3 separate regions of the Homo sapiens genome follow, and regions 2 and 3 are each linked to region 1. A link is a loop called in an ENCODE intact Hi-C map of the cell type or tissue named here. Cell type or tissue: A673. All regions are shown on one strand.

Region 1 (2,500 bases):
CGTTTAGAGTCCTAGTAGAATTTAGAAAAGCAAAGCGCTTTGGCATGAGTGAGGCCTGGGCAGCATCTTGTTTAACTCCTGCAAGCATAGCCTGGCTCTTCTGAACCCTAATCCACTGCTTTTGAACCTTGAGGTCTTTGAAGGGTAAACCAAGCTCAAGTTAGATTCCAGGTCCAGAGCTTAGCAGGGCAAGGACTAGTGGCAAGTGGCTCTAATTTGGGAGCTTGGGTTCAGGAATCCCCAAGAGTTCTGGTCTCTCCTGTTCCACCCCTGCTGCGGGGGTTGAAGCCGACCACCCACAGCTCTTTGGGGAGGAGAATCTGCTCAGCCAGCAGGGTCATGAGCAAATGGGGTCATGGCAGCCATGCCCCTAGTGTGAGCAGTCACATCACGCAAGCCTCAAGACCACAGCAAATGGAATCTTCCCTGCAAGTCTCAGCTCACGCAGGGACTGCTGCCTGGACTAGCCTGGAGCAAACTGGCTTAGTGTCCCAGGAGATCCCTACGGGGGACAGCTGAGATCTTGAAGAACATGAACGGGAACGTGAAGCAAACTGAAAAGCTTGAAAAAATTATCGGAGGAAAAGTTAACTTAATATTAAAATATGTAATAACATGCCTCAACCTAATTCTGCAGTCTAAATGTAAAACGTGATTTGTGAGTGAAAGTTTGCAGACCTTCTTCCCCAATAGCATTTAAAATCTATAAACAAAAATCTAAATGATGTTGACCTGAAGGCAACACATGCCTTGACTTTGCATTGGCAGACAGTGTAGGTTGAGACAGTTTCCCATGAAAAGTGGTTTCATTGTTGTTGTTGTTGTTTTAGACGAAGTCTCACTCTGTTGCCCAGGCTGGAGTGCAGTGGCGCGATCTTGGCTCACTGCAACCTCAACCTCCCTAGTTCAAGCAATTCCCCTGCCTCAGCCTCCCGAGTAGCTGGGATTACAGGCACCTGCCACCATTCCTGGCTAATTTTTTTGTATTTTAGGAGAGATGGGGTTTCACTGTGTTGCCCAGACTGGTCTCGAACTCCTGACCTCAGGTAATGCACCTGCCTCAGCCTCACAAAAGGTGTTTAACCCATTCACACAGTCTCCTCCTGTCACCTTGTGGCCAAAGGTGAATGTTTAGAAGCCAGTTGCCTAATGTAGGTGAAGATGACAGTTATGCTCCCATCTCATCTGGATAATACCCAATCTAGACAATGCCATGACTGAGAGACCTCAATTATTTGATGAACTTACAATTAGCCTTGGCTTGTCTGCAAAGACATTAAAACCTTTAAGAATGACCTTTATTGTCCAAGAAAGGAAATTTGAGGAGATGGCACCCCCTGCTGGTAAATTTTATCATCATCAGAATTTAATTATTATAATATCTGAGAGCTAAGAAAGGTAAGCATGGCTATTATGAGACATTCAGGCAAGATTGTGATTCCTGCCAGCAGGTCTTCTGTCAGTTCCAGAGCTTCACTTCATCCTTCATTGATATTTGGCTTTATATATGGTTAATCCTGAGGCTATTACCACCTCCTTTCTTTGCTCTAACCTGAGCACCACTACAGTAAAACTGTGTAATGCCTTTGGATGCCTGTCTCCCAAAGCATATTTTCTTCCATTCTTCAAGGTAAAGACAAACACCATCATTTCTTATCTGTCATTTTAGGTTATCTTATTTTGCCAAATTCAGTTGCAAGGAACTCTCCTACTTTGGAAAAAAGAGCTTCCACCATTAACATGGAAATTTCTAGTCTAGATATTAGAACAACATAAACTTCCTTATTCAACAGCATGAGGGGGAATCTAAATCTAAATCTACTTTCGTTCAGTGCTTGAAGGGCTCCAGTGTCACATCGTGTCTTAGTAGTCCAAACCCTGTGGACAACATCAACATGATTTGGTTTGTGGAAATGGCACGCTTTCTTTTCAGGGTCCCTTCTCTTTGGTTAACCCTCCTTCTCCAGGAATAAATGCTTTTGTGGTGCCCCTTGGCTGCCTAAAAATCCCAGTGGTGACACTCATCCTTTTTTTTTTCCCTGCGAGCCTCCATCTCACTGTTGTTAAGATGTTGTTCCCACAGTTTTTTCCTTTAATATCCACTCCCATCATATTTTAAAACATCTGCAGTGATATTAGTCCCTTTCCTATATGATATAAAAAATGTAACATACACAATATCCAAAAAGAATCAAACTGTTCAAAATCTTCCTTCCTTCCCAGGTAAGTAGACACAAGACCTACTTAAGGGAAGGATGTTAATGCTGTAAAACTCAAGTAAACCTAGACCATTTTGGCATAGACCCTCTCACACAGAAACCAGTCTACTTACTTGAAATTGACTGTGAGCTTTGCAAAGCCTTCTGGATATTTCAGCCTCTCCACAATGATATCTGAGGTATCTTTCACTACTTTTGGACATTTGTTGGTTATGAGTGGCCAGAGACCTTTGAACTACTTGGAGGTATCCTGAGACTATAAAAAAATAATAATAATAAGC
Region 2 (2,500 bases), 310 kb before region 1:
TCAAGGGTCAACTATATTTTACCTTTTTTTCAGAGTTAACTTCAACTCCTAGTAATGGAACACAAGGATAGAGGACCAAAACCAGTGGTAAAATGCCATTTATATGTGTTACTCACAAGTAAACATGATTTGATAAGCATCTCATTGGCACTGTAGGAGAAAAGAGATTATATGACAAACTTTTCTGGAAAGCAAAAGACATGTCTTCTGACCACTTATCCAGCATCTGTGAGATGGCAGAATCTAGCTGTGGTATGATTCTAATTTTTTTTAAGGTAAACATTAAGAAAGTCTAGGGAATTCATTTGCAAACCCAGTAATCCTTTTCTTCCCCCTCCCCGCCCCCCCCCCCCCCCCGCTAAATAGTGCTGATTGTGCGTTCCCAAATTTCTCCTGCTCAGGGGAGTTTGCAGGACCTTACCCTGCAAGCTTAGAGGGGAACTATCCTTTTAGGTTTTCAAACTTTTAAACTTTGAATGCTTCCAAATTTACATGTGGGACAAGTCTGGCTCTAGTTCATAAAACTACTTTGCAAGTAGAGATCCATATGCCTTATGTAGAATGTAATTTCAACATATTTCTAAGTAAAGCCTTCTTTGAACTTAAATTGTTGTACTTTTTAAAAGCACCCTCTAAAATAGGGTAGAAATGTAGAAAATTTAGAAAAATTGACATACATTTTCAATTGCATATCAAATATAGCTTGAAATTTGGAACCAGTCTCTGAGTAGCTATTTGTCCTATGAGCCTAACTGCATAAGTATGATATGTGGGTAGAAGGAACATGTGGGTACAAGAATGTCATCAAATGGTGCATGTGACCAAGAGCATTCAGTGACCATGTGAAGGACTAGCTCTTTGACTAATGCCTCGTCCATGTTGAGAAGACAGTCATAAGACTGGAAGCACTGACATTTGAATTTAGGTTCACACCAGAGGAAGACATTAGTCATTTACTTTGAAATTCTGACTTTTTCCACCTTTTCCCACTCTCCAGTTCCCTGTGCCCAAAGTATAATTGTACCAAAAAAATCCTCTAGCCAAAAATGTAACATTAATGTCTACAGACTTAATTACATAACCCCTATTCTTTTAAATTCATACTCTTTATTATATGCATATGTATAATGAGGAATATTTTTCTCAAAGTGTTGTATGTGGTCACAAGAAAGTAAACTGGAAACTAACACTAAACTCCAAGTAAGAATGGAACAAATTGGAGCTTTTTGTGTTCAGAGCTGTACTGATTTTGGCCACAAGATGGTGCTGTAATCCTATTGCACAATTTAGTATGTGAATTGGCCATTATGGGGAACCTATTTTCTACCGATACAGGAAAGATTATGTCTATATGGCACAGGATTACCATGAAATATGACTTTTCAAGGCCCCTTTCGGCTCTAATATTCCATGAATACTTCTTCAGGAGCCAGCTCACCTTGTTCTTCCCTCGCCTTTGGATGTTACAAGAATTTGATGTATGAACAATTCACCTGAGATGTGAAGGTATGGATTTTTGAGCTCTTTTCTATTCACCGGAAAGAAGGAAGAGTGCAGGGCTGCCATAGATAAAACTTTTAGAAGACCTTTTTGCAGGCCTCTTCTTGGTGTTTCTTTCTTCCTACTTCCTTTTGTTGATAGGAGAAGATGCACTGCGGAGGCAAGGGAATCCTGTGTCCATCGGGACAGTTCCTGAAGCCAGACGTAGACAGTCTTCCCATCAGGGTGGCCAGCTCACAGCAGCCCTCAGCAGAGGGGTATGCACTGAGGATGCTCAGCTGCCAGCATGCTGCCCACGTTCTTCATCCTAAGCCCACTTTGTTTTTCTTCCCCTCAGTTCATCCCTGTTCCATTTCCCCCAGCCTTAGTTTGCAAAGTCCCTCAACTATTGTCCTCTGGGACCTAGAGTCTCTTAACTTTGGTTGAGTATCAGAGCACTTACTTGAAAGCCATGGTTCTCTCTGTATAATACCAAGAATGATTGCTAGATCTAATCCCATCATGCAAACTAATAACAATTTTTCCTGGAACTTATACAATCAAAAATCACAATCACACATGCTCCTGAAAAAAGAAAGCTGTTTTGGCATTGGTGGTCTTTGTGCTTTCCATGACTATTTGTTGTTCATTTATCTGCCTGCCTATTAGTGTTTACTAATACAGAAGACTAATGGTTTAAGAAAACTTTCTGGGAGAAAAACAATTGGGAAAGTTGAAAACATTAACTTATTCCTTCTTCAATTGAGGAAGAACGACATTATTTGATTATTCAGAGGAGTTCAAGGAGTATCTTTTCACCTGAGCTGTTGTGTATTAAAATTGCAAATGAAGGCCTGGCATGGAGACTTATGCTTGTAATCTCAGCACTTTGGGAGGCCAAGGTAAGAGGATTGCTTGAGCTCAGGAGTGAGACCAGCTGTGATGCATAGCAAGACCCTGTCCCTATTTTATTTTTCAAATTTCAAATGAACTCAGTTTGTTCTATTCTGATCCTCTTTTT
Region 3 (2,500 bases), 290 kb before region 1:
GTCAGTACAAGATAAACAATTTTGTTTTGTTTTGCTCCACTTGGTTTAATTCAATCCCAGTCAAAAATAAACACTTCAGCCTGTATGTTATTAAGGGTGAATGCTTCATTTCTCTTAAGATTTTAGAAACATCAAACATTATTTTGGAATCTCTGGGTATCACAAGGCCTCCTAACTGCTTAAAGAAGAAAGGAAACAAAAAATCAGTGTCTTTGTTTATGGGTCAGGCATCAAGCAAGGTGCTAATATTAGAGACAACAGAAGAGAGGATTTTGAATGTTCCCACCATAAAGAAATGAGAAACGTTTGAGGTAACTGAAATGTTAATTACTCTAATTTGATCATTACACATTGTATACATGTATCAAAGCATTACCACTGTACCCCATATATGTACAATTATTATGGGTCAATGAAAAATAAAATAAAGCCCAGGCACAGTGGCTTATGTCTGTAATCCCAGCACTTTGGGAGGCCGAGGAGGAAGGATCACTTGAGGCTAGAAGTTTGAGACCAGCCTGGGAAACATAGCTAGACCCCATCTCTAGAAAAAATAAAAATTAAAAACATATTAGCCAGCTGGGTATGGTGGCATGCACCTGTAATCCCAGCTACTTGGGAGGCTGAGGTGGGAGGGTCGCCCGAGCCCAGGAGTTCGAGGCTGTGTTGAGCTATGACTGCACCACTGCACTCCAGCCTGGGTGACAGAATGAGACCCTGTCTCTAAAAAAAATAAGATAAAATAAATCTTTAAAAAGACAGAAAAAATTAAGGTCTGTCCTAGAACTCCTAATTTTGAAGGAAAATGCTCTTTACAAGACGTTGGGAATGGTCCGTCTTACTTGTATCAGGAGTGAAGGAGTGAACACAATTCTTCTCATTTCAGGATGCTTCCAAAATGCTACCCGTGGCTGAAAGAGCCTTCCAAAATGCTACCTGTGGCTGAAGGTTTGGTCTTCCAGTTAGCTTCCTTTTATTATACAGTTATTATACAGTTAGCTTCACAATTATTCTGAGGTCTTTGAAGGTTCAGTTGTGTGTGTGTCTGTATGTATGTGTGTTTTTAAATAGGGATCAGTAATGCCCAAAGCTATTAAAACTTAGTTCACTGCATTATTAGCTCAAATATATGTGTGTGTGTGTGTGTGTGTGTGTGTGTATGTGTGTATGTGTATAAATACATAATATAAATACAAGTTATACTACTTTAAATGGTGAGAGTAAAACCAACAGCTTTTGAAGAAGCAAGAATATCTAATTCAGGGGTGAGAGTATTAAGTCCTTTTAAATGAAACTCAAGAGGATTCTGATGTACAGTAAACAAGTGTTTACATAAATCATGATAAATAAACACTGAAGTTTCCCACAGCGTGCTGCTAAGACAGTTCCATCACCACTCACTACTTCCACAAGGGGGCACTAACGCCACCTTAAGTCAGGACAAAGAAGGAAAATATCTAAGCCATAAACAGACATCATTCAACTCAACACAAAGCTGGCTGCAAACAGACTGTCCTGTGGGAGCGAAGTTAGAACTTTATGCCATCCCACTAGCAAGCTCATAATTGACTTCCTAATAGTGAATGTTGTTTCTTGCCTCTGCTGGGAACATTACCCAGTTCAATTCCTACTTGCCTTTAAGACATAGCTCAATGGTCCCCTGGACTTCTAAATCTTCTCTGATCATCCTCGCCACCTCCTAAGAGATGTCTCTGCTCCCGATTTCTGTAAAGCCCAATGCCTGGCCCCACCATGACACCTGCAGTATTTTATTCTAGCCAATTTTAATGTGTCTGTCTCCCTCAGCTACACTGAGACCTGCATGAGACTCTGCCATTCACTTTTTGCTTACTCCTAGCACTACATGGAGCATACAGGCAGTGCTCAATAACTGTCTGTAGAAATGTCCTTAGCCCCTTTTTACAGAGACAAATAATGCCTCCAACTGCCCCTGGGAGGACTAAGATATAATAAGGGGACATGAAGAAATAAAAAGAAAATGCATAGTTTAGAGGCAAAGAGGCACATGGAAACCTGCCATCAGTAACTGCCACAGACATGCATCTATCATCCGTCCGTCCATCCATCCATCCATCCTTGGATACCTACCTGCCTACCATGTGCCTGGTACTCTCTTAAATAAGAAACCAAGAAGGAAATCTGGTCTCAAAAACTACGAATGAGAGAGAGGTGCAGGCTGACATAAAATAACTTGGAAAAGTATACAGCTGCAATTTAAATAAATATCTGGAAGTGGAATTACTCAAGGCTATGGAGGGCTAAGAAGGTGACCTGACCTAGTTGGTGAGGTCTGAGATGGACAGTACCTCAGAAATGGCTATAAAAATAGCTCACACTGGTTGAACATTTACTAAGTGCAGAGTCCTTTGCTAAATGCTTTCTATGTATTATTCACATCCTCACACCAGCCTTAATTGTTGTTAGAATTATTTGAATAGGTATCACTATTACATCTCTCCATTTTACAGACGAGAATGCT

The links. Peaks named below come from ENCODE experiments on the same cell type or tissue, not always from the same donor. Only the 100,000 strongest peaks of a DNase experiment are listed, where the experiment ranks them.
Region 2: it touches region 1 in a loop (7-fold over the local background); 77 of 110 quality-filtered maps call a loop at or near these places.
Region 3: it touches region 1 in a loop (11-fold over the local background); 106 of 110 quality-filtered maps call a loop at or near these places.

The regions. Positions count from the first base shown.
Region 1 is chr2:224,283,185-224,285,684 of GRCh38, forward strand. No RefSeq gene overlaps it. Among named protein-coding and RNA genes, the nearest start is that of FAM124B, 120 kb to the right of the region's middle. In A673, a CTCF peak has its summit at 1,290 (motif pointing left); a DNase peak (open chromatin) is centred at 1,337; H3K27ac peaks cover 677 bases.
Region 2 is chr2:223,969,214-223,971,713 of GRCh38, forward strand. No RefSeq gene overlaps it. Among named protein-coding and RNA genes, the nearest start is that of MRPL44, 13 kb to the left of the region's middle. In A673, a CTCF peak has its summit at 1,255 (motif pointing right); a DNase peak (open chromatin) is centred at 1,268; H3K27ac peaks cover 1,000 bases.
Region 3 is chr2:223,992,401-223,994,900 of GRCh38, forward strand. All of the region lies in intron 3 of SERPINE2 (serpin family E member 2), which reads right to left. Among named protein-coding and RNA genes, the nearest start is that of MRPL44, 36 kb to the left of the region's middle. In A673, a CTCF peak has its summit at 1,401 (motif pointing right); a DNase peak (open chromatin) is centred at 1,461; H3K27ac peaks cover 976 bases.